Linked DNA regions of Homo sapiens: region 2 is linked to region 1. A link is a loop called in an ENCODE intact Hi-C map of the cell type or tissue named here. Cell type or tissue: stomach. All regions are shown on one strand. Links, peaks and the distances in the headings refer to the core of each region. The heading gives the core; the rest is flanking DNA.

Region 1 (15,405 bases), core at 3,177-11,176:
AACAGAAAAATAATCTACCTTTAATTCTTTGGTGAAAATTAAAAGAAAGTATGTAGCGACCCCTCATTATCAGTTTGACAATGGTGATGATAATACTAATACTTCTACTACTCACTTACACTTATAGAGCGTTGTCTATGCACCAGGCAGTGTTTCAGAGTGCTTTGTATGATAATGATGATTTGTTGAATTTCTAAGTCTCAGTTTCTGATATTTATATCGGCTCTCCACTATGCCTGTATGAAAGACCAGTATATTGCGGATCACTTGTGGACAGGAGTTCCAGATCAGCCTGGCCAACATGGTGAAACCCCGTCTCTACTAAAAATTCAAAAGAATTAGCTGGAAATTGCTTGAACCTGGGAGGCAGAGGTTGCAGCGAGCCGAGATCGCGCCATTGCACTCCAGCCTGGGCAACAGAGCGAGACTCCATCTCAAAAAAAGAAAAAAGAAAAAAGGGCCAGGCGCAGTGGCTCACGCCTGTAATCCCAGCACTTTGGGAGGTCGCGGCGGACGGATCACCTGAGATTGGGAGTTCCAGACCAGCCTGGCCAACATGGCAAAACTCCATCTCTACTAAAAGTACAAAAATTAGCCGGGCCATGGTGGTGGGCACCTGTAATCCCAGCTACTCAGGAGGCTGAGGCAGGAGAATCGCTTGAACCCAGGAGGTGGAGGTTTGCAGTGAGCCGAGATCGCGCCACTGAGCTCCAGCCTGGGAGAAAAGAGCGAGACTCCGTCTCAAAAAAAAAAGCAAAGCAAAGCAAAAAAGAAAGACCAGTGTGTTGCTGTTTGTCTTAGGCAGCTTGAGGTGCTGTAACAAAATACCATAGACTAAGTGGCTTAGACAACAGATTTTGGCCGGGCGCAGTGACTCACGCCTGTAATCCCAGCACTTTGGGAGGCCAAGGCGGGTGAATCACCTGAGGTCAGGAGTTCAAGAGCAGCCTGACCAATATGGTGAAACCCCATCTCTACTAAAAATACAAAAATTAGCCAGGCTTGGTGGCAGGCACCTGTAGTCCCAGCTACTCAGGAGGCTGAGACAGGAGAATTGCTTGAACCCGGGAGGCAGGGGTTGCAGTGAGATGAGATCACACCATTGCACTCCAGCCTGGGTGAGAGAGCAAGACTCTGTCTCAAAAAACAAAAACAAAAACAAAACAGATTTATTTCTCAAAGTTCTGGAGGCTGGGAAGTCCCAGATCACAGGGTCAGCATGATCAGGTTCTTGGTAAGGGCCTTTGCCCTGGCTTGCAGATGGCCAACTTCCAGCTGTGTCCTCACATTGTGGGAGAGAGAGACACACACACACACACAGAGGTCTGGTCTCTTCCTCCCTATCAGGACACTAATCTCAATACGGGGCTTTACTCTCAAGACCTCATCTAAATCTAATTACCTCCCAAGGTCTCACCCCCAAAACCCACCACATTAGGGGTTAGGGCTTCAACATATGAGTTTAAGAGGGGCATATTATGTCCATAACGTCATTCTAAGAACTGCTTCTCCAACCTGGCTGCACATTTTATCATTCAGGGAGGCTTCTAAAAAATACCGATTCCTATATGCTAAACCAATTAACTCAGAATATCTGGAAGTAGAGCCTAGCTCCTCTTTGTAGATTGAACGAGAGTTAGAAAAGGGTAACTAAGGCCAAGTGCGGTGGCTCACACCCATAATCCCAGCACTTTAGGAGGCTGAGGCGGGCGGATCACCTGAGGTCCGGAGTTCTAGACCAGCCTGGCCAGCATGGTGAAACACAGTCTCTACTAAAAATACAAAATTAGCCGGGAATGGTGGCGCATGCCTGTAATTCCAGGTACTCGGGAGGCTGAGACAGGACAATCGCTTGAACCCGGGAGGTGGAGGTTGCAGTGAGCCGAGATCGCACCACTGCACTCCACCCTGGGCGACAGAATGAGACTTTGTCTCAGAAAAAAAAAAAAAAGAAAGAAAGAAAGAACAGAGTAGCTCACATTCACATTTTCCCTAAGTAAGGAGCATCCGACTTTTTTTCTTAAAGCCTTAGTGGTCAGCCCAAGGAGTCCTGATTTCACTCAATTTTCACTCAATTTCTGGGTTTCTGTTTTTCCATGTGGGAAGAGAAGCTTCTTTGAGGATTTCTATGTTTTGTTTTAAGACCAGGTTTTGTTTTGTCACCCAGGCTGGAGTGCAGTGGCATGATCAGGGCTCACTGTAGCCTCAGCCTCCAGGGCTCAGGTGATCCCCCTACCTCAGCCTCCCAAGTAGTTGCAACACCACGCTGGCTAATTTTTGTAATTTTTTTTTAGATGGGGTTTCGTCATGAGTTCAGGTTGGTCTTAAACTCCTGGGCTCAAGTGAGCTGCCCCGCCTTGGCCTCCCAAAGTACTGGGATTACAGGCATGAGCCACCGTGCCTGGCCCATTGCTTTTTTTTTTCTTTTTTTTTTTTGAGACAGAGTCTCACTCTGTTGCCCAGCCTAGAGTGCAGTGGTGCGATCTCAGTTCACTGCAACCTCTGCCTCCCGGGTTCAAGTGATTCTCCGGCCTTAGCCTCCTGAGTAGCTGGGAATACAGGCGTGTGCCACCACGACTGGCTGATTTTTGTATTTTTTAGTAGAGACGGGGTTTCACCATATTGGCCAGGCTGGTCTTGAACTCCTGACCTTGTGATCCGCCCGCCTCGGCCTCCCAAAGTGCTGGGATTATGGGCATGAGCCACCGCACCCGGACACCTGGCCGATTTCTATGGTTTTTAAAGAAAAGATGTTTCTGAGGCATGATTAACACAGTATTTGCCTTTTCTCTTTTTATTTTATTTATTTATTTATTTTTTTGAGATGGAGTCTCGCTCTGTCACCCAAGCTGGAGTGCAGTGGCACGATCTCGGCTCACTGCAAACTCTGCCTCCCAGGGTTCACACCATTCTCCTGCCTCAGCCTCCCTCCTGAATAGCTGGGACTTACATGCGCCTGCCACCAGGCCGGCTATTTTTTTGTATTTTTAGTAGAGACGGGGTTTCACCGTGTTATCCAGGATGATCTCAATCTCCTGACCTTGTGATCCGCCCACCTCAGCCTCCCAAAGTGCTGGGATTACAGGTGTGAACCACCACACCTGGCCTTTTCAGTATTTGCCTTTTCTCAGAGTCCTATCAGGTCTCTTATTGTTAGTTTCTGGGATAACTTGTGTTTTTCTTTTAAAGATACTCTGCCCTGGATTTACTAATTTGCTTACTATATATTGACTGCATTCCATGCATCAAGAGCTGTACTGAGTGGTGGGGATTTAAAGAAGATAACAAATCTCTTATCCCTAAAGAATTCACTCCTTGGGGTAAGAGACTCACACAAATAACACATAAAAAATGTGAAAAGTTAATGTAAAAGTATTGTGAAAGGCTCTGGGAAGGAAACAGTTAATTGTGGACTATCAGGGAAAACTAAAAAGGGAATGCGCTTGCCCTTTGAGTTGAGCTTTAAGGACAACATGACAATATGGGATGGGAAGTAGACGGGGGCATTTCTGGGAGAGGAATAGTGCGAACAGTGGGTTGGAGGTGTGACGGAATGTTAAGTGGTCCAGTTTAACTCAAATTCAGGGCATTTAAGGAGATTATAGAAAATGAGAATAGTGGCCCGATGCGGTGGCTCACTCCTGTAATCCCAGCACTTTGGGAGGTCAAGGCGGCCAGATCACCTGAGGCCAGGAGTTCGAGACCAACATGGTGAAAACCCATCTCTACTAAAAATACAAAAAATTAGCTGGGTGTGGTGGCGGGCAACTGTAATCTCAGCTACTCTGGAGGCTGAGGAAGGAGAATCACTTGAACCTGGGAGGCGAAGGTTGCAGTAAGCCAAGATCGCACCATTGCACTCCAGCCTGGGCAACAAAAGCGAAACTCTGTCTCAGAAAAAAAAAAAAAAGAGAATAAGATAGTAATTTCTATCCTATTTTAAGGAGGTAAAGATTAGAGGAGGAAGTTTGAAGAGAGTGGTATAGCTTTGAAACAGCCATTTTGCAGAATGAAAAAGGGAGTTCACTAGGAATAATGACATCAGCTACTATTTATGAGTGCTTACTATGTGCTAGGCATTCTGCTAGGTTCACCATATATCTTGATGAACTAAGCAGCCATGGTCCTTGTTCTCATATGGAGCCTACAATCTAGTAGGGGAGATAGAAAACAAATAGGTATATTCTTTTTGGGGTGTGTAGGGGGACAGGGTCTCATTCTGTCACCCAGATAGAGTATAGCGGTATGATCACTGCTTATGGCAGCCTTGACCTCCAGGGCTCAAGTGATCCTCCTGCCTCAGCCTCCCAAGTAGCTGGGACCACAGATGGAAGCCCCCATGCCTTGCTAATTTTTTATTTACTTATTTATTTTTTTGAGATGGAGTTTCGCTCTTGTTGCCCAGGCTGGAGTGCAATGGCGCGATCTCGGCTCACAGCAACCTCTGCCTCCCAGGTTCAAGCGATTCTCCTGCCTCAGCCTCCCTAGTAGCTGGGATTACAGGCATGTGCCACCACACCCAGCTAATTTTGTACTTTTAGTAGAGACAGGGTTTCTACTAAACCTGTTGTTCAGGCTGGTTGCGAACTCCCCACCTCAGGTGATTAGCCTGCCTTGGCCTCCCAAAGTGCTGGGCTTATAGGCGTGAGTCACTGCTCCTGGCCTGCTAATTTATTTTTATATTTTGTAGAGAGACGGGTCTCCCTATTTTGCCCAGGCTGGTTTTAAACTCCTCTTGTTTTTTCAGACAGGGTCTCACTGCGTCACCCGGGCTGGAGTGCAGTGGCGTGATCTGGCTCACTGCAGCCTCAACCTCTTGGGCTCAAGCAATCCTCCCACCTCAGCCTCCCAAGTAGCTAGAACTACAGACATGCACCACCACATCCAGCTAATTTTGTTTATTTTTTGTAGAGACAAAGTCTCACTATGTTGCCCAGGCTGGTTTCCAACTCCTCAACTCGAGTGATTCTCCCACCTTGTCCTCCCAAAGTGCTAGGATTACAGAGGTGAGCCACCTTGCCCGGCCTAGATTAGTATTTTTTTACATAGGTCTGGAGACTATGGGCCAGCCGCGGCAACTCACACCTGTAATCCCAGTGCTTTGGGAGGCCGAGGCGGGCAGATCACCTGAAGTCAGGAGTTCAAGACCAGCCTGGCCAACATGGAGAAACTCCATCTCTACTAAAAATACAAAAATTAGCCCGGCGTAGTGGTGGGTGCCTGTAATCCCAGATACTCAGGAGGCTGAGGCAGGGAGAATTGCTTGAACCCGGGAGGTGGAGGTTGCAGTGAGCTGAGATCACGTCACTGCATCCAGCCTGGGAGACAAAGCAAGAAAAAAAAAGAGGAGACCTATGGAGTTTTGAAATAATAAGATATTGAATAAAATGGCATTCATTGGGCAATTGTCTCTTATACAAAATGCCTAAGTAGGGTCTCTATAAAAAACTGTAATTAAAGGGGAGTGAAAACAAACCCTTTGCTTACAGTTTCAGTGGGTTTAATGAAAATTTATTTATATGGATGAGCCAGTCCACCCCACATGCAATTTGTATTTAATGTATTTGGATTTAGAGTTCTTGCAAACAAATTCAAAAACACTAGAATAGATTCATTGTGTCTCCTCTTTTCTATAGGAGAGGCAGTACAACCTAATTGTTAAATTGAGGGCATTAACATTAGACAGACCTGGTTTTGATTCTTGCTCAGCCACTTCCTAGCCCTGGGACCTTAGGCAAGTTATTCAACCTCTCTAGGCCTAGTTTTCTCATTAGTGCTGTGCAGATAACAAAAGAACCTATTTCAAAGGACTGTGTTGTAAATATTAAATGAAAAATTAAAGCATTTAGCCCAGTGCCTGGAAGGCAGTCACTGACACATTCCATTGCAGAAAGACATAATAGAAACAATATAATATCAAACACTTATTATGCCAGCTACTGTGCTAAGTACTTTAAATTCATTATTTCATTTAATCCTTTGAGATAGGTATTATTTCTTATTCGCATTTCACTTGAGGAAAGGGTGGTTTAAGGAATTTCAGTAATCAGAGAACTATAAAAACATCCAGTTAGCACAATCACCCTCAGGTGTGCACGTGTAATTTGATGCAAACATATGCATGCATACAAATGCAAGAATATTTACATACTCATTATTGCCTGTACCATGTTTCCTGGCACTTCCACCTGGATTGATGGTGCTGTAATAACATAGTGGCATTAGTGGAACTGGCTGGAAGAGCACCCACTCAACCAGAATGGGTGTTTTATTGGAAAGAGTGATGCATTGCAAAAGGCCCAACTCTGTCTCTACCTTGCCCTCAGACCTTGAATAAGTCATTTGACTAAATCTTTGGGCCTCAGTTTCCTCATCTGTAAAATAAGGGGGCTGGCTCAGGTCTACTCTAATCAGCTCTGAATCAAAAGCAGCCCTCAATCCTGCCACCTTGTATAGGCAGTTCTATACAAACACACTCGCCCCCATGGCAACGGCCACTCAGCTCTCAGAAGCACTGGTATGCCGCTCTACTCCAGCCAACAGTACTATTTCCATCGCAAATTCCTGGGTGAATAGAGGGCTTGGATGGGGGAGGGATCTGTTCATCAGTAATCTTAAAGCCCCTGGCATTAAAAGAAAGTCTAGAATAAATTGTCTGTGGGTGGTGCATATGTGCTAAATCAGAAACAGCATCAGCATTTAATTCACAATATTATCCTTCTAGGAGGTGGAGGAGCTATCTTAGCTGAGGTGAAATTTAGAGGGTCACTTTGCCACTGAAGTGCTGAGTCAATGAGTGGAGGAAACTGTGACCCAAGTTATTTAAAATTGGGGAGGATGCCAAAAGAACATTGCCAGAGGGTGTTTAAATCAATCTGGATTTTTGAGAAGCAATTCCAGTGTTTATTTCCAAGCTACATAGATAGACTCTCTTATTATCTTATCACAGCAGACACTTATCAGAACTTCATCTTGGAAGCACAGAGGCTGTAGGGCAAATGGACTGAGAATAAAGATGCAAGAAAAAGAGAACATCTCTTTTCAAAAAAAGGAGGAGATATCCTTGAGAAGGCTGCCCTATATCTGCTCTACCCTCTATTTTCAAGCCTTCACCAAGTTGTTTCTAGAGTCTGTTGCTGATAATGGTGAAATGGTGACGATGACAATGATGAATTCATGGCAAGGATTAGCTCTTGCCTTTTCTTCCTCCACATTGCATAGATTTGAGCCAAAGGGGGCACTATTCTTTTATAACTCAGATGAAAAGGAAGTAGATGCTCACTTAAGATAGAGTTTGAATTGCCTTTCTCACAAGGAGTGGTTCCAGGAGAAATGTAATAGGCACTACACTAGGTTTCCAGCTGAGGGCAGCCGTGTTAGCCTTTGCTGACTCCTTACGGCTGCCTACTGAGAGATCTGCAGAGGAAAGGCACTGAAAACAGGCAAACAATGTGAAGGTGGACTGGGAGTTTAGAAATCAGGCTGGTGAGAGTTTCCAGAAGAAGGCTGTCTGTAGTTAGAGACCGACCTGTGTCCATGAGCTGGGGGAATCCCGGAATGAATGGATGGTCTTTGCTGAGGATTGTATGAGCAGCAAAACTTTCTGAGCTATGACGTGCAGGGCAAATCAAAGCTGGCTGCTCCTTACAAACCTGTGGAGTTGGACTTGCTGTTTTTCCTCTTGCCACTAGAGGGTAGAATATGAAAAGAAGATTAGCATGTTTTCATCCTTGCCTAGTTAGCCCTGTAGGAATTCTAAGTGTTAAAGGATAAGAAATCTTGATCTTGCTAACACATATATCTGTCCAAGCTATTTCCTGGCTTACACATGTTCAATGGCTCCCTAAAGTTTCCAGAATAAAGTCTGAGTTGATGAGAATGGCATACAAGCTCTTCCCAAATTCGCCTTGGTCTTCCCTCATAACTCTGCCCTTCAGTCCCCTGCTCTTCATCTACAATACAAATCCTTGGGGAAGTAGTGTGGTAGAAGGAACATAGGTGTCGGAGACAACTGGAAGTCAGTTAATCATCCCAGACCACTTATTTTCCATCAGTACCACATGCAACTCACCACTAATTCCTGTCTATTCTATCTCTTAGAGAAACTCTTTGAGGGCAGGGACCATGTCTACTTTGCTCAAATTTGTATCTTTTTTTTTTTTTTTGAGACAGAGTCTCGCTCTGTCACCCAGGCTGCAATGTGCAGTGGTGCAATCTCGGCTCACTGTAACCTCCGCCTCCCGGGTTCACGCCATTCTCCTGCCTCAGCCTTCCGAGTAGCTGGGACTACAGGCGCCTGTCACCTCGCCCGGCTAATTTTTTTTATTTTTAGTAGAGATGAGGTTTCACCATGTTAGCCACGATAGTCTCAATCTCCTGACCTCGTGATCCATGCACCTTGGCCTCCCAAAGTGCTGGGATTACAGGTGTGAGCCACTGTGCCCAGCCTCAAATTTGTATCTTTACTGCCTAGCACTCTTCATGGGAGCTCATTCAATATTTATTGATCAAAATAATAAATGAATGATTACATCCATAGCACTGTTGTCCTCCTAGTCCAAGTTAATACCATCTCTCACCTGGTCTGCAGTGGGGTCCCAAGTGGTCTCCCTACGTCTCCTTTTGCTCATTACAATCCATTTTATACTCTGCAGCAAGAATGATCTTTCCCAAATGCAATTTTGCTTTAAAACCCTTCAATGGCTTCCCATTGCTCTTAAAATAAATACCGTTATATTCTGAATATGACCCACAAAGTAAATATAATTTCATTTATTAGCAGTTTGGCCACTTGCTAGTTATGTGATTATTAGTAAATTAGTAAATCTCACTGAGTTTTGGTTTCCTCATCTTAAAAATGTAAACAATAGGCCGGGCACAGTGGCTCACACCTGTAATCCCACTTTGGGAGGCCGAGGCAGGCAGATCATTTGAGGTCAGGAGTTGGAGACCAGCCTGGCCAACATGGTGAAACCCCATCTCTAGTAAAAATACAGAAAATTAGCTGGGCGTGGTGACAGGTGCCTGTAATCCCAGCTACTAGGGAGGCTGAGGCAGGAGAATCACTTGAACTTGGGAGATAGAGGTTGCAGTGAGCCGAGATTGTGCCACTGCACTCCAGCCTGGGTGACAGAGCGAGACTACATCTCAAAAAAAAAAAAAAAAAGAGGACCGGCACGGTGGCTGGCGCCTGTAATCCTAGCACTTTGTGAGGCTGAGGCAGGTGGATCACCTGAGCTCAGGAATTTGAGACCAGCCTGGGCAACAGGGTGAAACCCTGTCTGTACTAAAAATACAAAAAAAGAAAAAAAAAATCGGCTGGGCATGGTGGCACATGTCTGTATTCCCAGCTACTGGGGAGGCTGAAGCAGAAGAATCACTTGAACCCAGGAGGTGGAGGTTACAGTGAGCCGAGATTGTGCCATTGCACTTCAGCCTGGGCGACAGAGCAAGACTTCATCTCAAAATATATATATATGAACAATAATTATTCCTACCTCATAGAATTGTTGAGAAGGTTAAATAAACTAATACATACAAAATAATGAGCACAGTGTTCCGTTCTGTGTTCAGTAAATGGTAACTACAGTTTTTAGCACCTGAATGACATAGTCCCTGTATATCTCTTGCTATTCCCCCTCATTTTCTGGCAGTCTCATTAAGTTTCTTTCAGATCCTGGAATCCCATGCTCTTTTTTTTTTTTTTTTTTTTGGTCCAGGCTGGAGTGCAATGGCAATGGCGCGATCTTGGCTTACTGCAACTTCCATCTCCCAGGTTCAAGCGATTCTCCTGTCTCAGCCTCCCAAGTAGCTGGGATTACAGTAGCCCGCTACCACGCCCAGCTAATTTTTTTTTTTTTTTTTGAGATGGAGTTTCACTCTTGTTGCCCAGGCTGGGGTGCAATGGCGCGATCTCAGCTTACTGCAACTTCTGCCTCCTGGGTTCAAGCAATTCTCCTGCCTCAGCCTCCTGAGTAGCTGGGATTACAAGCATGTGCCAGCAAGCCCACCTAATTTTTTGTTTTGTTTTGTTTTGTTTTGTTTTGTTTTGTTTTTTGAGACGGAGTCTCCCTCTGTCACTCAGGCTAAAGTGCAGTGGTGTGATCTCGGCTCACTGCCACCTCTGCCTCCCAGGTTCAAGCAATTCTCCTGCCTCAGCCTCCTGAGTAGCTGGGATTACTCAGCTACTCAGCACGTGCCACCACGCCCAGCTAATTTTTGTATTTTTAGTAGAAACGGGGTTTCAACATGTTGGTTAGGCTGGTCTCGAACTCCTCCCCTCGTGATCCACCTGCCTCGGCCTCCCAAAGTGCTGGGATTACAGGTGTGAGCCACCGCGCCCCCAGCTAACTTTTTGTATTTTTAGTAGAGAAGGGGTTTCACTATGTTGGCCAGGCTGGTCTCAAACTCCTGACCTCAGGTGATCCGCCCACCTTGGCCTCCCAAAGTGCTGGGATTATAGGCGTGAGCCACCGCACCCAGCCTGCCATGCTCCTTTTTATTCCTACTTCTCTATCTGGTCCCATGTGGAGTTTCCTTCCTCTAAGAAGCCTTTCTTGACATCCCATGTCTTGTTCGGATGGCCCTGCAATGGGCTCCCATGGCATCCTAACACTCCTCAAAGCATTTGTTATCTATTCCTTACATAGTGACTGACATTTAGCAATCCTTCAGTAAATATCTGTTGAATCAACTCCAGACACTGCATTTCTCTTTCCCATGCTCTTTGTACATGTTGTTTCTTATTTCTTTTCTAGACAGAACATCATGACTGCTACATCCACATTTCCTTCCCAAGGGAAACTTTCCCACCCACAGCCTCTGTTGAAGAGACAGCCTCTAGGTAGCCATAGTTATGTCCCTTTTGCCTTAGCTGACTGGACCAGAATTGGCATCTGACGCAATGGTGGATAATCCAGGACCTGGCTAGCAATTTCCAACATATCTGGCAATTAAAAAGGAGTAGGTTGATCAGACACTGTCTCTCTTTTTAAAAACTTATTATTTTTTAAAAATATGTGAAATGGGGTCTCACGGTTTTGCCCAGCTTGGTCTCGAACCCCTGGGCTCAAGGGATCCTCCCCACCTTGGCCTCCCAAAGTGCTGGGATTACAGATGTGAGCCACTGCGCCTGGCCCAGATTCTCTTTATTTATTTTATTTTTATTTTATTTTATTTTTTTTGAGACGGAGTCTTGCTCTGACACCCAGGCTGGAGTGCAGTGACGCAATCTCGGCTCACTGCAACCTCTGCCTCCCAAGTTCAAGCGAGTCTCCTGCCTCAGCCTCCTGAATAGCTGGGATTACAGGTGCGTGCCACCATGCCTGGCTAATTTTTGTAGTTTTAGTAGAGACAGGGTTTCACTATGGTGGTCAGGCTGATCTCGAACTACTGACCTCGTGATTCACCCCCCTCAGCCTCCCAAAGTGCTAGGATTACAGGTGTGAGCCACCGCGTCTGGCCTATTTATTTATTTATTTATTTTGAGACAGCGTTTCGCTCTTGTCACCCAGGCTGGAGTGCAATGGCACGATCTCGGCTCACTGCAACCTTTGCCTCCTGGGTTCAAGCAATTCTCCTGCCTCAGCCTCCCAAGTAGATGGGATTACAGGCACCTGCCACCACACCCAGCTAATTTTTGCATTTTTAGTAGAGATGGGGTTTCACCATGTTAGCTAGGCTGGTCTCAAAGCCCTGAGCTCAGGCAATCCCCCGGCTTTGGCCTCCCAAAGTGCTGGGATTACAGGCATGAGCCACTGCACCCAGCCTCTCTTAATGTTTAAATTTTGAGTTAGCAAAAGGAGAGAATGAGCCTTTTTTTTCTTTTTCTTTCTTTTTTTTTCAAACAGTGTCTCACTCCATCACTCAAGCTGGAGTGCAGTGGCACAATCTTGGCTCACTACAACCTCCTCTGCCTCCCAGGTTCAAGCAATTCTCCTGCCTCAGCCTCCCATGTAGCTGGGATTACAGGCACCTGCTACCACGCCCAGCTAATTTTTGTATTTTTAGTAGAAATGGGGTTTCACCATGTTTGCCAGGCTGGTCTACGAACTCCTGACCTTAAGTGATTCACCCACCTCGGCCTCCCAAAGTGCTGGGATTACAGGCATGAGCCACCGAACCCAGCCCGAGGATGCAGCTTCGAATGATAAGAACACAAGCTGAAATGATACCTAAAGAAAAGCTATTAATATTAAGATAAATTCAGAGCCATGAGGAATCAAGGAAACCTACAAGGAAGTAGAAACTATGAGGTAGAGAACATTCATCTGAAAGGAAGAATAAAGAATCAATCAGTACTGGTGGAAGAGGCCCTGCCAGGAGGAAAATAGCTAAGTCATGCTAATGAGTGAACATCAGAGTGAAAACAATAAAAATGCCATCTCTTGCTCTACTGGGCTCTTAGTTTTCCTGAGTTTCTGTGACATAGATCTTTAAAATAAAATTGTTGAACGAAATGAAGCAAGTTATTATTTGCAACCCAGAGTTCCTAAATGATATACCATTTCTCTGTTTTGGGAAAACCCAGCCATCCTCTAAGGGTAAATTTCTGGCTCTCTCCTCTGTTTTCTCTCTTCATTTAGAGAAGCACTTGTCACATTACCTACATATTGGTTTGTCTCTCTTTACCCAGAGAATATCAGGCTGTTAACTCTTTGAGGACAGGTTACATTGTCTGTGTTTCCCAGCAGCATACTGTGTCTAGTAGTAAACTTGATATACAAAAGATGTTCAGCATATAAAACCAGCTACTGTTCTAAGCACTTTATAGATTTGAATTTATTTAATCTTCCCCAAAATCCTCTGAAGTAGATACTCGTATTTTCCTCATTTTACAGATGGGGAAAGGTGAGGGACAGAGAAAGGCTTACGAAAAGTTGCAAAGTAGAAGATTCAATCCAGGAAATTTGGCTCCAGAGTCCCAGAGCTTAACTACTATACTATATAGCCTGAACTAAAGGGGAACGAGGACAGGGAATACTAGTTAATATGAATATTTGAGCACTTATCTAAAAGCACTTTCACACATATTATATGAGGCCATCAAGAGTCTCCTCATTGTGGGAAACTAGCCAGAAGTTCATCCCTGAAATACCATATACTCAGATTCTTCCTATAGGCACAGAAAAATGAAAATCAGTAAAGGGCACATGCAGACTTATTTTGTAAAAAATTCCATGGACACCTGGTAGGTAGGTTTGATTTATAGGCTAATGTCTAAGGGAAGAATTGTATTAGAGTATGAAAACCTTTCATATGGGGCAAAGCAGCTACTTTCTCAGCTATTCCAAGAACTGTGAGTCTCTCCCTAAAGCCAACAATTGAGGGTGTGTATGTGGGGTGGTAGGAAGGGTGGATATAGTGGTGATTCCCTAGTGTATTATTGTTTTTAAAGGAGTCTGGCTTTAGGGAGCTCTTGCAGATGCCTTTATTGGCAGTGTCAACCGTTTCTTTGAGTTGCCATGGCACCCAAAAGACAAAGTTGGGGGGCTGTCTATTAGTGAATGATTAGGAGCCAAATAAAAAGGAAAGTTCTTTGAGGGAAGGCTGGGGTTGTTTGGGGAGCGGGGTGGAGCTGGGTGTTTAAGTATTGATATAGGGTTAATCCAGACAACTCTTGGCATGACCCATACACAAGCAACAAAGACCAGAACAAACAGGAAGGCTTACCTAGGAGCTTTCCAGCATGGTTTCTTCTTCCTAATTGCCTACGTCTAAGAGAGATCTGAGTAAGTGACCAGAGGAGAGGTCTGAAGCTAGCAACTGTTCAGCACTGAAAATGTTAAGTATTAATGGTGCCCTGTAGGGACAAAAAGAGTCTTTGGGCTCCTCAGAAAGTGAGGGAACAGCAGGAGCTGCCTGTACCTGAATAAAATTCACCAGGGAGGTGAGTGAGATTTCTGTTTGGGATGAATTCCTGGTGACACAGCCATATGGCTTTTACTGACTGCCATCCTCCAGACAGTATACTCTTTTTGGGGAGAAGCTAAAGTATACAGAAGATTGTGCTTTCCTCACTGTCATCTTTAATCCCTCCCCCATCATTAGCTGGAACTCTTAAATGAAGACTCAAGTGTCCCAATCTATCCTTCCAGCCTGAATTCCTGCCCAAGATCAAGGGTCCTCCTTCCCTTTCCCCAAGCCACTTCCCCACATCTCTGATTTTCTCCCTAGAGTAGGAGGCTCCAGGGGACCACAGCTGACTCTGCCAGGCACAGAGGGTTGAGTCATTCTGCAGGCGTCAGAGCTGTTAGCAACAGCTCTGCTGATCTGTATGCAGCTCCAACTCCCTCTCCAGTTCAGAGTTTTGGAGCCGTCTTGTTCAAAAGTAAAGAACAGAACACAGATGGCTGGTAACAGGATCCCACAGGGGCCTCCTTTCCCACTGAGCCCATCCTGCTAATCCTTTTACAGAAGACAAAATAAATGGTGAGTAGAGAGAGAGGAAAAAAAAAAAGAGTATCGGCTTCTGCACTGTTCTGTGGGTCCTAGTGGAAGGTCTCTGGTAACAACCCCAAGCTACTCACTAAATTTCCTAGGCATATTCCCTTCCTGATCCTTCTTTCTCTTCATCCACTTCATTTCCCTTCCAATCTCCCATTCTCCAACCCAGTTTCCTTTTCTCTGTAGTATCTATTAATCTGATGGAGTATTTTGCCCAAATGCCTTCTATTTGTGCCAGGCAATTCTAATCCTTATGTGTATAGGACAATCAAAAATACTAGGAGTTCTTGGCTGGGCGCGGTGGCTCACGCCTGTAATCCCAGCACTTTGGGAGGCCGAGGTGGGCGGATCAGGATGTCAGGAGATCGAGACCATGCTGGCTAACACGGTGAAACCCCATCTCTACTAAAAATACAAAAAATTATCCGGGCGTGGTGGCGGGCGCCCGTGTAGTCCCAGCTACTTGGGGGGCTGAGGCAGGAGAATGGCGTGAACCCGGGAGGCGGAGCTTGCAGTGAGCCGAGATCGCGCCACTGCACCCTAGCTTGGGCGACAGAGCGAGACTCCGTCTCAAAAAATAAATAAATAAATAAAAACAAAAGTACTGGGAGTTCAGAGTCGCTCATTTCATCAACCTTATCTCTTGGGAGGTCCCCATAGTTCCTTCTCTTCTACTGAGGTAGCACTGTGCATTATAAAGAACACAGACTTTAGGTCAGGACGGTGGCTCACACCTGTAATCCCAGCACTTTGAAGGCCGAGGTGGGTGGATCACTTGAGGACAGGAGTTTGAGACCAGCCTGGCCAACACAGCGAAACCCCATCTTTACTAAAAATACAAAAAATTAACTGGGCGTGGTGGTACACGCCTGTAATCCCAGCTACTCAGGAGAATGAGGCTCGAGAATCGCTTGAGCCCACGAGGCGGAGGTTGCAATGAGCCAAAATAGTGCCATCACA
Region 2 (15,405 bases), core at 2,693-10,692, 84 kb after region 1:
GTTTCGCCATGTTGGTCAGGCTGGCAGGCTGGTCTCAAGCTCCTGACCTCAAGTGATCTGCCAACCGTGGCCTCCGAAAGTGTTGGGATTACAGGTGCAAGCTACCTCACCCGGCCTTTTTATTTTATTTTATTTTATTTTTTTTTTTTTTTGAGACAGAGTGTCGCTATGTTGCCCAGGCTGCAGTGCAATGACACGATCTTGGCTCAGGGCATCCTCTGCCTCCTGGGTTCAAGCGATTCTCCTGCCTCAGCTTCCCGAGTAGCTGGGATTACAGGTGCTTACCACCACGCCTGGCTAATTTTTGTATTTTTAGTAGAGACAGGGTTTCCCATGTTGGCCAGGCTGGTTTTGAACTTCTGACCTCAGGTGACCCACCCGCCTCAGCCTCCCAAAGTGCTGGGATTACAGGCGTGAGCCACTGCACCTGGTCTTTTTTTTTTTTTTTTTTTTTTTAATTCTTACAGATGTACTTCCTGCTTTCATACCGAGTTTATCTTTTTTTTTATTATTTTTGGTATCTTTTACTGTGTTCCTCTCAAGCTTTCTTTTTTATATTGTCAAATATGTTTTTTTCTTACTGCTTTGCATGTAGATCATAGATAAGTTTCTTCACACTGGTTACAAAGAAATTTACTCATATTTCCTCCCAGTACTCGTATAGTTTCTTTTTTTTATATTTGTGTATCTGATCCCTATGTAATTCTGATGTTCGGTTTGAGGAAAAGGTATAATTTTTCTCTCACATGGCTATTAGGCGCTCTCAAAAACACATTTTTATCAAATCAATCTTTTTCCCATTGATTTGAGATGCCTTTTTTAGCCATTTAGCAGTAATGTTTATGGTAAGATATGTGATAGGCATATAACTTTTTTTCCAAATGGATTGTCAAGTTTTCTCAACCTTTATTTCTTCTCCTTTAACTGTGTGTGTTAAATTCCAAGATAGACATACATGGGTTTGTTTCTGGGTCTTTTAGGTTATTAATTTCCTTGTCTTTTTGTTTTAGTATTTTACTCTTGTGATGGTGATAGTATTGTGTTGTCCTTTGGTCTTTGGTAGAACAAGTATTTCAATTCCCTAATTATCTCTTGTCTCTCTGAATTTCTGGAAGTTGCTATTCTGCATTTTCTCTGTTCTTAACAACTTTAAAGTTTTTGTATATCATAGTCTTATGCATACTGTTTGTTCTGTAAGTATTTGTGGAAGTGAAATCATTTTTAGGAGTTACATAGAAGATAATTAAGTATATTGTTTTATTCAGCAATATTTATATAATAACTGTAGATGGTAAGGGGTAGAAGCTGGAGAGATGATACAAAAATGAATGAGACACATTGTGCCTGCTTGTTTAGGAAAGAGAGAGTTAAATAATTGCAATATAATACGGTAAATGCGGCAGGATGCTTTGGGGGCATAAAGGGAGAGTAACTGACTTTTCTAATAGAGTTAAGGTTTTGCAAACATTATGACATTTAATCTAAATCTTGAAAGACTTTGAGTGGGAATTTGTTAGGTAGATAAGAAAGAAGATGCCGATCATGGACCCAGCTAGAAAATTTTAATGTAAAATAATTCTTGTAATAAGGGCACTAAAACTTAATCATTCAAAATTCTTAACTACGGTCTTAAGTAACACTGAAGTTTGTTTTTTTAATAGTTTGATTAATTGAAAATTAATACTTTATATGGAATTTAGTTCAGCCTACTCAGTTTAGGGATGAGAAGTTAAGTGACTTTGCTATGGTCACATATTCTTGGAAGAACTGTGATTAAGACTGCTCCAGGGAACTTCTAGAACAGGGAAATTGGTAAAAGTATATGGGGCAGCCTTGGATATATATTAGAAATTGAATACAAATTAAGAATTTATATATTTTTATTGCAGTGTGGTGTTAATTTAGGGGGGTACAAAAGACATATAAATGTATTTTATATAGTTACAAAGAAGTTTTCTAGCAAGAATTAAAATTGCTTGTTACTTGACAAGAATTGGATGGAGCTGTTTTTTTCTCTTAAAAGTCTGATGAAATCAGGCCAGGTGTGGTGGCTTATGCCTGTAATCCCAGCACTTTGGGAGGCTGAGGCAGGCAGATCACTTGAGGTCAGGAGTTCGAGACCAGCCTGGCCAACATGGTGAATCCCCATCTCTACTAAAAATACAAAAATTAGCCGGGGGCGGTGGTGCGTGCCTGTAGTCCCAGCTACTTGGGAGGCTGAGGCAGGAGAATTGCTTGAACCTGGGAGATGGGTGTTGCAGTGAGCTGAGATTGTGCCATTGCACTCCAGCCTGGGTGACAGAGTGAGACTCTGTCTCAAAAAAGGAAAAAATAAAGCCTGATGAAATCAATTTTGGAGTTTTTAAAAATTGTTGAATTTGAACAAGTTAAAAGAAAATAGCTAACACTTACTGTAGTGCTTATTACTCCAGAGTATTACTCTATGCTTTCATTTATTAACTCATTTAACCCTCCTGATTACACTGTGAAGTAGATTTTTTCCTCCTTCCTTCCTTTCCCTTTTCTTTTCTTTCCTTTCCTTTTTATTTCCTTTTTCCTTTCCTTTCCTTTCTTTCATCTAACAAACAGGGTCTCTCTCTCTTGCCCAGGCTGGAATGCCATGGGGTGATCATCACTCACTGTAACCTCGAACCTCTGGGCACAAGTGATCCTCCCACCTCAGTCTCCCAAGTAGCTAGGACTATAGGAGCACACCACACCACCCAGCTAATTTTGTAATTTTTTTGTATTGGAAGATCTTGCTGTGTTGTCTGAGCTGGTCTCAAGCTCCTGGCCGCAAGTGATCCTTGCACTTTGACCTCTCAAAATGCTTGGATTACAGATGTGAACTTTCACACCTGGCCTATAGTCATTTTACAGATTAGGAAAATGATACTACCTAATTTCAGAACTAGTGTTGCTGGGATTCCTATCCAGCAGTGTCATTCCAGAGTCCAGGTTCCAAAGCCTCTTAATTATGACATCCAGTTTTGTTTTGTTTTGTTTTGAGACAGGATCTCACCCTGTTGCCCAGGCTGGAGTGCGGTGGTGTGATCATAGCTCACTGCAACCTTGACCTCCTGAACTCCAGTGATCCTTCCGCCTTAGCCGCCAAAGTAGCCAGGACTATAAGTGCATGACACCACTCTTGGCTAATTTTTTAAATTTATTTTTGTAGAGGCAGGGTCTTACCATATTACCCAGGCTGGTCATGAACTCCTGGTCTCAAGCGATCCTCCTGCCTTGACCTCCCAAAGAGCTGGGATTACAGGCATGAGCCACTGAGTCTGGCTATGACAGCCAGTATTAAAACTGGGTAATCTGATATAAAGGAATTGATAGGACAACTGCCAGGAAGTTTTCTGGTTATCTGTATTTCTACTTATTTAATGAAACAGTTGATAAAGGGCATATTTTAATGTGAATCAGGTGAATCAAGTTTATGGAGAAACAGTTGTCTGTGAAATACATTACTTTCTCCCACTATATTTTTCTTTGAATGTCTGTTAGAGTTGATTAGTACACTAGCATACGGTATCTGAAAAGAAAAGAAGTTTCCTGTTGTCAGAAATACTGTGGGCACATCTTGCGTTATTGTGTATTTTTAAAATAGTCTCTTTTATATTATCTTCTCTATTGATGAGATGACTGCATCAGAAGTGGATACATTTTTAAGTATTGACTTAGAAAACCTCCCAAGATACAAAGATTATCTCATTTTTTTAAAGTGCTGTATAGTAGGAATCTGTTTTTGAAGTACCATGGTGTTCATGATGATGAAACAGGTTTAGGAGCTACTGCAGTAGTACCCACACTGCCTTTTCAGTGAAATTCTAGACATGAGATAAATTTGTAGATCAGTATATGACCTTATACTAATTATTCTTAGCAGTTTTTGCCTTTTCTGACTTTTTTTTTCTATTTTTCTACAGTAGTTTATGCCAACGTGACTTCATTCATACAGATGAACCAAGGATCGGGATAGCAGTATAAAATTAGAATCAAGACAGCTGACTGCTCAGCAGGATGCCATCAACTAACAGAGCAGGCAGCCTGAAGGACCCTGAAATTGCAGAGCTCTTCTTCAAAGAAGATCCAGAGAAGCTCTTCACAGATCTCAGAGAAATTGGCCATGGAAGCTTTGGAGCAGTGTATTTTGTAAGTGTTAGTGGCTTGATGTCAGTGACTAAAATTTACTTAATGTCCACTCCTGACAGAGCAAAATATAGTAATGAAAAGAGATATAGGCCATAGTCATTTTATAGTCACTTGCATAGGGGGAAGAGAGAGAGCGCGAGAGCGAGAGCGTGGGTGAGTGTGTGTGTCTGTGTGTAAAATTCAAATATGAAAATAGTTTTATTTATTGAACTTCTTGGATTATTGAAAAAATGAGAAAGAATATTATTTTGTGGGCCAGGCTTGGTGGCTCACGCCTGTAATCCTAGCACTTTGGGAGGCAAGGTTGGGTGGATTGCTTGAGTCCAGCAGTTTGAGACCACCCTGGGCAACATGGTGAAACCCTGCCTCTACAAAAAATACAAAACTTAGCCCGGTGTGGTGGTGCACACCTGTAGTTCCAGGTACTCAGGAGGCTGAGGCCAGAGAATCACCTGAGCCCAAGAGGCAGAGGTTGCAGTGAGCCGAGATTGTACCACTGCATTTCAGCCTGGGCAACAGAGCAGATCCTGTCACAAAAAATAAATAAATAAATAAATAAATAAATAAACAAATGAAAGAAAGAAAAAGAAAAAAATTTGCTTTAACTTATGTGTTACTTTTTTAGAATTCTTAGCACACCTTTTTTATAAGTCTCATGGCTTGCATTGCTATAGAGTTAAATACTGCAGAACACAGACTTCCACTGATTTCTACTTCTGTAAAGTCCCATTCAGAGTCAATCTTAGTCTTGTGGAGGTCTAGGATTATTATTTGACAGATATACCAAAGTCTGTTTCTTTTATATGCATTTGTGTGTGCGTGTGAATTAAAAAAACTTATCAAATTTGCTGTTTTAATTATTTTTTAACATTTGCACAAACATTACCACCATCTACTTCTAAAACATTTTCATCACCTGAAATAGAAACTCTATATCCACTGACAGTAACTCCCATTTCACCCTCCACCCAGCCCCTGGTACCTGTAATCTCCCTTGGTCTCGATGAATTTGCTTAGATATTTCTAGATATTCATAGAAATGGAGTCAAACAATATTTATTCTTTTGTTTCTAGCTTATATTATTTAACTGATTGTTTTTGAGCTTCATCCATATTGCAGTATCTGTGAGAACTTCATTCTTCTTTATAGCTGAATAATATTCCATTGTATATTAAACCATAATTTGTTTATCTATACATCTGTTGATGAACACATGGGTTGTTTCCACTTTTGACTATTGTGAATGATGCTGCCATGAACATTGATGTGTATCTGGTTGAGTCCCTGTTTTCAATTTTGAGTATGTACCTAGGAGTGGATTTGCAGGTTCCTATAGTATTCTGTGTTTGTTTGTGGGACTGCCTAACTGCACCACAGCAGCTGCACCAGTCTTTGTTCTATGTCTATGGATTTGCCTATTCTGGATACTTCATAAAAAAGAAATCGTACAATATTTGACCTTTAGTTTCTGGCTTACTTTTTTTTTTTTTTTTTTTGAGATGGAGTCTCGCTCTATTGCCCAGGCTGGAGTGCAATGGCACGATCTCGGCTCACTGCAAGCTCCGCCTCCCGGGTTCATGCCATTCTCCTGCCTCAGCCTCCCGAGTAGCTGGGACTACAGGCGCCCACCACCACGCCCGGCTAATTTTTTGTATTTTTAGTAGAGACAGCGTTTCACCGTGTTAGCCAAGATGGTCTCGATCTCCTATAGGCACGTGCTACTAACCCCTGGCTAATTTTTGTCTTTTAAGTAGAGACGGGGTTTTGCCATGTTGGCCAGGCTGGTCTCAAACTCCTGACCTCAAGTGATCCTCTTGCCTTAGCCTCCTGAAGTGTTGGGATTACAGGTGTGAGCCACCACACCTGGCCTATTTTGAGTTAGATTTTTTGTTTTGTTTTGTTTTTGTTGTTTTGAGACAGAGCGTCGCTCTGTTGCCCAGGCTGGAGTGCAGTGGTGCGTTCTCAGCTCACTGCAACCTCCGCCTCCCGGGTTCAAGCAATTCTCCTGCCTCAACCTCTCGAGTAGCTGGGATTACAGGTGCATGCCACCATGTCTAGCTATATTTTGAGTTAGTTTTTATATATGGTGTGAGGTAGAGGTCTAACTTCATTCACTTAGGTTTTTTTGTTTTTTTTTTTTTTGAGACAGGGTCTCTCACTCTGTTGCCCAGGCTGGAGTGCAGCAGAGTCATCATGGCTCACTACGTCCTCAGCCTCCGTGGGCTCAGGTGTTCCTCCCACCTCAGCCTCCAGAATAGCTGGGACCACAAGCGTGCACCACCAGGCCCAGCTAATTTTTTTGCTTTTTTTTTTTTTTGGAAATGGGGTTTTGCTATGTTGCCCAGGCTGGTGTTGAACTCCTGGGCACAAGCAGTCCACCCACCTTGGCCTCACAAAAGTGCTGAGATTATAGGTGTGAGCCACCACACCTGGCCCCAACTTCATTCTTTTGTGTGGGTAAATCTAGTTTTCCCAGTACATCTGTTAAAGAGACTGTTATTTCCCCCATTGAATTGTCTTGGCATCCTTGTCAAATCAGTTGATCATATTTCATAGATTAATTTCTGATCTCTTAATTCTATTCCATTTATCTGTATGTCTATCTTTATGTCAGTACCACACCGTTTTGATGACTGTAGCTTTGTGGTAAGTTTGAGATCAAGAGGTTTTATTCCTCCAACTTTGTTATTCTTCTTAAGGTTTGTTTCAGAGCTCCTTGAAATTTCATATGAATTTGAGGATTGGCTTTTTTTTTTCTTATTACCACTTTCCAGTTGACGTGGCTTTTTTATTTCTGCAAAAAAAGACTTAGAATTTTGATAGGGATTGTGTTGACTCTATAGATCACTTTTGGTAGATCTATAGATCACTGTCTTAATAATATTAAGTCTTCTGATCCATGAACACAGAATGTCTTTCTAAACATTTATTTATAGCTTTAATTTCCTTGAGCATTATTTTGCATTTAGTTGCAAATGTTTCACCTCCATGCAACATATTCTTAGGTTTTTTTGTTTTTTTGTTTTTTTTTTGTTTTTGAGACGGAGTCTCACCCTGTCACCCAGGTTAGAGTGCAGTGGTGCGATCTCGGCTCACTGCAGCCTCGGCCTCCTGGGTTCAAATGATTCTCCTGCCTCAGCCTCTCAAGTAGCTGGGACTACAGGAGCATGCCACCATGCCCAGCTAATTTTTTGTATTTTTAGTAGAGACGGGGTTTCACTGTGTTAGCCAGGATGGTATTTTTTGTTTTTTGTTGAGACAGTCTTGCTTTGTCACCCAGGCTGGAGTACAGTGGCACGATCTTTGCTCACTGCAACCTTTGCCTCCCAGGTGATTCTCCTGCCTCAGTCTCCTAAGTTGCTGGGATTACAGGTACACACCACCACACTTGGCTAATTTTTGTATTTTTAGTAGAGACAGGGTTTCACCATGTTGGCCAGGCTGGTCTTGAACTCCTGACCTCAAGTGATCTGCCTGCCTCAGCCTCCCAAAGTGCTGGGATTACAGGTGTGAGCCACTGCATCTGGTCATTCCTACGTATTTTATTCTTTTAGATGCTAGTGTAAGTGGAATTACTTTCTTAATTCCGTGTGAAATTGTTCATTGCTGATGTATAGAAACATAGCTGTTTTTTGTATCTTCATCTTGTACCCTACAACTCTGCTGAGTTTGTATGTTCTAGTATCTTTCTGTTGGATTCTTTGAAATTTCTACGTACAGTATTATATCATTTGCAAATGGAGATGGTTTTACTTCTTTCTTTTCAACTTGAATGGCTTTCGTTTTTCCTGTCTTGATACCCTGGGCTAGAACTTCCAGTACAGTGTTGAACAGCCGTGGTGAAAGTGAGCATGTTGTCTTGTTCCTGATAGTAGTGAGAAAGCCTTTTCAGCCTTTTACTATTGAGTATGGTGTTAGCACTGGGTTTTTAATAAATACCCTTTATCATGTTGAAGAAGTTCCCTTTATTCCTGTTTTTTTGAGTGTTTTTATCATGAAAGTATTGGATTCTGTCAAATGCCTTTTCTGCATCAAGCTGGATCATGTGTTTTTTTTTTCCTTCATTTTATTAATGTGGTATATCAAATTGATTGATTTTGTTAGTTTAAATCACCCTTACATGTCTGTGATAAATCAAACTTCATCACGGTTTGTAATTCTTTTAATATGCTCTAGGTTTCTGTTTGCTAGTATGGTGTTGGGAATTTTTCATTCCACATTTGTAAGAGATGCTGGTCTGTAGTTTTCTTGTGATGTCTTTATCTAGTGTTGGCATCAGGGTAATACTGGCTTCATAGGGTGAGTTAGGAAGTGTTCCCTTCTTTTCTATTTTTTGATAGAGTTTGTGAAGGATTGGTATTAGTCTTCTTTAAATGTTTGGTAGGGCCGGGCGCGGTGGCTCATGCCTGTAATCCCAGCACTTTGGGAGGCCAAGGCAGGCAGATCACCTGAGGTCAGGGGTTCGAGACCAGCCTGGACAACATGTCAAAACCCCGTCTCTACTAAAAATACAAAAATAAGTTGAGTGTGGTGGTGCATGCCTGTAGTCCCAGCTACTCGGGGAACTGAGGCATGAGAATCGCTTGAACCCGTCCATGAGGTGGAGGTTGCAGTGAGCCAAGATCATGCCACTGCACTCCAGCCTGGGGGATAGAGCGAGACTCTGTCTCCGGGAAAAAAAAAATGTTTGGTAGAATTTCCTAGGGAAGCCATTTGGTTCTGAAGTTTTCTTTCTTGGGAGGTTTTTGATTACAGATTCAATCTCTTTACTTATGATAGGTCTGTTGAGATTTTCGATTTTCTTGAGTTAGTTTAGTTTGTAAGTTTCTAGGAATTTGTCTATTACAGGTTGAGCATCCCAAATCTGAAAATCCAATGCTTGTTGGAGCATTTCAGATTTTGGATTTTCAGACTGGGGATACCCAGCCAGTAAGTGTAATGCAAATATTCCAAAATGTGAAAAAATTTGAAATCTGAAACACTTCTGGTCCCAAGCATTTTGCACAAGGTATACTCAACCTATAATGTTCTCATATAGTTCTATTTCTTTTTTTGTTTTGTTTTGTTTTTAAAACGGAGTCTCGCTCTGTCGCCTAGGCTGGAGTGCAGTGGTGTGATCTCAGCTCACTGCAAGTTCTGCCTCCCGGGTTCACTCCATTCTCCTGCGTCAGCCCCCCAAGTAGCTGGGACTACAGGCGCCTGTCACCACGCCTGGCTAATTTTCTGTATTTTTAATAGAGACGGGGTTCCACTGTGTTAGCCAGGATGGTCTCGATCTCCTGGTCTTGTGATCCGCCTTCCTCGGCCTCCCAAAGTGCTGGGATTACAGGCGTGAGCCACAGCATCTGGCCATATAGTTCTATTTCTGTAACGTTCTCCCATTCTTTTCTTCTCTTTTTTTCTTTTTCTTTTTTTTTTTTTTTTTTTTTTGAGACAGAGTCTCACTCTGTCTCTGTCTCCCAGGCTGCAGTGCGGTGGCATGATCCTGGCTCACTGCAACCTCTGCCTCCTGGGTTCAAGCACCCCTCCCACCTCAGCCTTCCAAGTAGATGGGAATATACAGGTGCATGCCACCATACCTGGCTAATTTTTGTATTTTTTGGTTGAGATGGGGTTTCACCATGTTGGCCAGGCTGGTCTTGAACTCCTGACCTCAGGTGATCCGCCCGCCTCGGCCTCCCACAGTGCTGGGATTACAGGCGTGAGCCACCACCCCAGGCCTTTTTTTTTTTTTTTTTTTTTGAGATGGAGTGTGGCTCTGTAACCTAGGCTGGAGTGCAATGGCGTGATCTCGGCTCACTGCAACCTCCACATCCTGGATTCAAGTGATTCTCCCACCTCAGCCTCCTGAGTAGCTAAGATTACAGGTGCGCACCACCATGCCCGGCTAATTTTTGTATTTTTAGTAGAGACGGGGTTTCACCATGTTGGCCAGGCTGGTCTTGAACTCCTAACCTCAAGCGATCCACCCATCTCGGCCTCCCAAAGTGCTGGGATTACAGGCGTGAGCCACTGCACCTTGCCTGAGTTTACTGATTTAAGTGCCATCCAAACAATGCCTTCGCAGAAACATATAAATAGTGTTTGACTAAAGATCTGGGTACCATGGCCTAGCCCAGTTGACAGATAAAATTAACCATAACAAAAGGCCAGGCACGGTGGCTCACGCGTGTAATCTCAGCACTTTGGGAGGCCGAGGCAGGCAGATCAGGAGGTCAGGAGATCGAGACCATCCTGGCTAACACGGTGAAACTCCATCTCTACTAAAAATACAAAAAATTAGCCGGGTGTGGTGGCGGACGCCTGTAGTCCCAGCTACTTGGGAGGCTAAGGCAGGAGAACGGCGTGAACCCGGGAGGTGGAGCTTGCAGTGAGCCGAGATTGCGCCACTGGGCTCCAGCCTGGGCGACAGAGTGAGACTCCATCTTGAAAAAAAAAAAATTAACCATAACACTGTTATATGATTACTCCACAGTTTGTTTCTCCATTCTTTTGTTGGCAGAAAGCTTTACTGTTTACGGTTTCTGGCTATTATGAATAAAGTTGCTGTGAACAATTCATGCACAGTTATTTTTTATGGATGTTTTGATTTCAGTAAATATCAAGGATGGGGTTATTGAGTCATCAGGCAAGCTTATGTTAGTTTTATAATCAATTCCCAGATGTTTTTATCAAGAGGGAGAAATTTTACAGTCCCATCAGCAGTGTATGAGAATTTGGTTTGCTCTTTATCGTCTCCAACATTTGGTATTGACAGTCATTTTAATTTGCATTCTGGTGGGTGTGTAGTAGTATTTCAATATGGTTTTTTTTGTTTTGTTTTGTTTTTGTTTTGAGACGAAGTCTCGCTCTCTTACCCAGGCTGGAGTGCAATGGCACAATCTTGTCACACTGCAACCTCTGCCTCTGGGTTCAAGTGATACTCGTGTCTCAGCCTCCCCAGTAGCTGGAATTACAGACATGCGCCACCACACCTGATTAGTTTTTTGTATTTCTATTTTTTGTTTATTTATTTTATTTGTTTTTTTTGTGAGACAGAGTCTCACTCTTTTGCCCAGGCTGGAATGCAGTATTGCAATCTCGCCCCACTGCAACCTCTGCCTCCTGGGTTCAAGCAATTCTCCTGCCTCAGCCTGCCGAGTAGCTGGGATTATAGGCGTGCGCCACCACGCCCAGGTAATTTTATTTTATTTTTATTTTTTATTTTTTTGTATTTTTAGTAGAGACAGGATTTTACCATGTTGGCCAGGCTGGTCTTGAATTCCTGACCTCAAGAGATCCACCCGCCTTGGCCTCCCAACGTGCTGAGATTATAGGCATGAGCCACTTTGCCCAGCCTAATTTTTGTATTTTTACTAGAGATGGGGTTTCACCATGTTGGCCGGTTACTTAAGGAGAATTTGTAGATTTTTGAGCTTCTGCTTTTCAGCTTCCTTTTCTGAGATTGTGCTTTTGTTAGCTTCTGACTCTGGCTTCTGTCTCCTCAGCCTGGCTTTCTTCTTGGACTCTGTTTTCCTTTCACAAGTTCAGAGATGAAGCTGGGGTAAATTTGGAGTTCATTTTGCATACTGTTGTTTTTTTCAAGGATTGTAGTCTCTAAAGTTATGCCTGCATTTGTTGCTCTCTGGTAATTTTATATAATTGTTTTACATATATTGCCTGCTTTGTCAGCTCACTGCAAACACCGCCTGCTGGGTTCAAGTGATTCTCCTATCTCAGCCTCCCGAGTAGCTGAGATTACAGGCGCCCGCCCCCACGCCCGGCTGTTTGTTTTTTTTTATTTTTAGTAGAAACGGGATTTCACCATGTTGGCCAGGCTGGTCTCGAACTCCTGACCTCAAGTGATCCACCTGCCTCAGCCTCCCAGTTACAGGCATGAGTCACCACACCCGGCCTCATTCTTTTTTTATGGCCGAATAGTACTTCATTGTATAAATGTACCACATTTTCTTTATCTATTTGTCTGTTGGTGGACACTTACATTGTTTCCAGCTCTTGGCTGTTGTGAATAGTGCTGCAATAAACATGAGAGTGCAGATATCTCTTTGATAATACTAATTTCCTTTATGTTGGGCATATACCTAATAGTTGGATTGCTGGATGATATGGTAGCTCTATTTCTAGTGTTTTGGAGAACCTCCATCCAAACTCTTCTTCATAGTGGTTGTGCTAATTTACATTCCCAACAGTGTACAGGGGTTCCCTTTTCTCCACATCCTCACTAGTCATATTATTTGTACTTACCTGGGCTTTTCATATATCCTTCTGTAAAGATGTGGTGTTTTGGAGCAGTGGGTCTTTCATTGTTATATTGGAAAGTTTTGAATTTCAGCAGGTTTTCCTCAGACCTCTTTAGGCCTGCCTATATGATCTACAAAGTGGTGAAAGTAATGTTTCTTGCCCTTTTCCTTTTATTAAAGAGACAAAGACCCATCTTGGCAAAATATCAATGATTTAACTTTTTCAAAATAAAACTATAAAATTGCATTATCCCAATTCTAGAACTTTGTCAGTAGTCTTTTTTTTCTGAGACGGAGTCTCGCTCTGTCACCCAGACTAGAGTGCAGTGGCACGATCTCAGTTCACTGTAACCTTCACCTCCCGGGTTCATGCAATTCTTCTGGCTCAGGCTCCTGAGTAGCTAGGATTACAGGCATTTGCCAGCACACCTGGCTAATTTTTGTATTTTTAGTAGAGACCGGGTTTCACCATGTTGGCCAGGCTGGTCTCGAACTCCTGACCTCATGATCCACCCGCCTCGGCCTCCCAAAGTTCTGGGATTACAGGCATGAGCCACCACACCCGGCCTGTCAGTAGTCTTTTTTGACAAGTATGACTGAAGTTGGTATGCCTAGGATCAAGGGTATAGTGGGAACTAAAGATGTAATGGGAGAAAAGAAAGATAATCAAGGGCTCTTGAAATACCTGCTACATTACCCTAAGAAATATGGGCTTTATTCTGAAGTCTTCAGGGAACCACTGAAGTACAACAGAAATATTTTATTTCCATTTGTGAAGTAAAGTTTACTCTTGTATTAATGTAGAGGAAAGGTTGGCATGTATCAGAGATCGAAGCAGAGAGACTGATTAGGATGCTTTTATAATAATTTAGGAAAGAAATGCAGAGAGCTTAGTTAGTAGCAGTGAGAGTGGAGAGGTAAGTAAACAGTTGAGAATGAAAGTTTTAATCAGTAGAATAAAGAGCATTTATATTCTGATAAGATAAAGGGCGCATGTGGTAGTGTCTCACTCCTAGAGTAGAATTATTAAAGAGAGTGAGAGGAAGTGATTCTCTGTTGTTTGCACCTCCTTATGTAATAATTGCTAAGATTCTTCTACCCAAACTGGATTATTTCAGAGAGCTGTAGTTGAAGGTCTCATAGTCTCAGAAATAAGATTCTAACGAGAAAACAAAAACAAATTGTTCTAAGTCAGATATCTGGAGCTGGTTTAGGAGAGACTCGGAAATTAGGCATAATGTGTGATCCTGGATTAGAAAAAAAAAGCCTGTAAAGAGCATTACTCAAACGTTGGTGAAATTTGAGTGCGTACTATGTATGCATCTGGATAATGATATTATATCAGTGCTGAATTTTCTACATACGGTAATTGTACTTTGGTTATTCATGAGAATGTTCTTGTTCTTAGGAGATACATGAAGAAGTGTTTTAGGACTAAGGATCAGAATATTCTCTAATGGCTCTTTAATTATAAAATAATGATAACAAAAGGTATATTTAGATAGAAAATCTCAAAGGAAATGTGGCAAAATGTTAACCAAGAATTTTTCTATAGACAGGGCCAACAAACCTCAGCCCTGACACCAAATCCAACCTGTGATGTGTTTTTGTTCAGCTCCTAAACTAAGGACAGTTTTAACATTAAATAAAGAAGAATATGCAACATAGATTGTATGCGGCCCACAGAGCCTGAAATTTCTACTACTTGCCTTTTGGAGAAAAACTTTGCTCACTTCTGATCTAAAGGAAGGCATAAGAAGGGTTCACTGTGCTGTGCCAACTTTGTCATATGTTTGACAGATTTGTGTAATGAAATGTAGAGAGCGAAATTTTTTTTTTTTTTAATGCTGATTTAGGGGGCCAGGAAACTCTCCAATTCAGGTTAGGACCATCCCAGAAACAATTGAATGAAAGCACAGAGGAGTCAAGGTTAATTAACTCAAAGCAGGTTTTTTCTGTTATGTTTATTGATGTGTGGGAAACATGAACATGTAGATGAGGAAAGTTTGAATGTAGTCCAGAATTGAATCTTTTTGCTGCAATTCTATTTCTGGGTCACTAATCTTCATATTTTGTGGTATCAGAGAAACCCATGCACACACTGTTCTGTTGTTACATTTCCTCTCATCCCCACTCCATGACAGGATGAAATGTGCAGTGTTTGTTTATAGACTATCTAAAGGAAGGACCCTCTGGTCAAATTTTTTTAGGTGGCTAAAAATAGCTCTTTAACACACTTCTGAATTTTAATTAATTGGCAGGGATCACCTTAAATTAAAAAATACTCAAATTGAGTCAGCCAGCATGGCTGTTTCATCAGGCAAGCTAATCAAGGACTGGTACCGTAGTGAGTATTTGAAACTAAACCAGAGTCAGATGTCCAAAAGGATCACTGTCTCTAGATTACCAGGAAGATAAACATAATCTTTTAGTTTCCAACACCTTAAATAGAACCAATGTGATGTCAGTAGATGGGTCACACAATAAGAAATATAATATAAAAGCCAAAGAGAACACTGGCTTGGGAACCAGGCAGCTTGCTAACAAATATGGTAGACCATGTATGGTCCCAGCAAAATCATTTATTTACTTTCTAACAAAGTGGGGTTTTGTTCATTTCTTGAAACGGGATGTAATATTTACCTCTTGTTTCCTAGTATAAGATTTTACTAATCTGTGCTCCCTTAGCAGGTTTGCAAGTTTTATATTTTCAGTGATTACAGTAAATTGTTTGGTGTTGTTCACATTAGTCTCATAAGACCATTTATATATAATTAATTGATGTAGTGATTTCAGATCATTCTTATGAATTTATTAAAATAGATCCCAAATGTATCTTCACAGACAATTTCCTAGTTTGAAACAAAATTATTTATTGTGTGTATTTTCTTTTTCCTACTCTCTCTGACTATTTCTGTTCCCGTTTTTCTCTCAACAGCATCTAGTTTGTCTTTAGGACTACAACTTATTTTGTTTTTGCTCTTTTTCTCTCTGGAGGTGAGAATA

Evidence for each region. Peaks named below come from ENCODE experiments on the same cell type or tissue, not always from the same donor. Only the 100,000 strongest peaks of a DNase experiment are listed, where the experiment ranks them.
Region 2: a loop joins it to region 1, with 2.1 times the contacts of the local background. A loop is called at or near these places in 8 of 110 quality-filtered maps.

What each region holds. Positions count from the first base shown.
Region 1 is chr17:29,362,619-29,378,023 of GRCh38, forward strand. No RefSeq gene overlaps it. Among named protein-coding and RNA genes, the nearest start is that of TAOK1, 20 kb to the right of the region's middle. RefSeq lists a silencer at 7,273-7,567 and an enhancer at 7,407-7,666. In stomach, for the core only: a CTCF peak has its summit at 7,662 (motif pointing right); DNase peaks (open chromatin) are centred at 6,503, 7,393 and 7,653; H3K27ac peaks cover 489 bases.
Region 2 is chr17:29,447,523-29,462,927 of GRCh38, forward strand. TAOK1 (TAO kinase 1) reads left to right here. Exons shown (of 20, transcript NM_020791.4): 2 at 3,933-4,158. The coding sequence starts at 4,027. Among named protein-coding and RNA genes, the nearest start is that of MIR4523, 65 kb to the left of the region's middle. RefSeq lists an enhancer at 7,900-7,949. In stomach, for the core only: no CTCF peak of the experiment used is centred there; no DNase peak of the experiment used is centred there.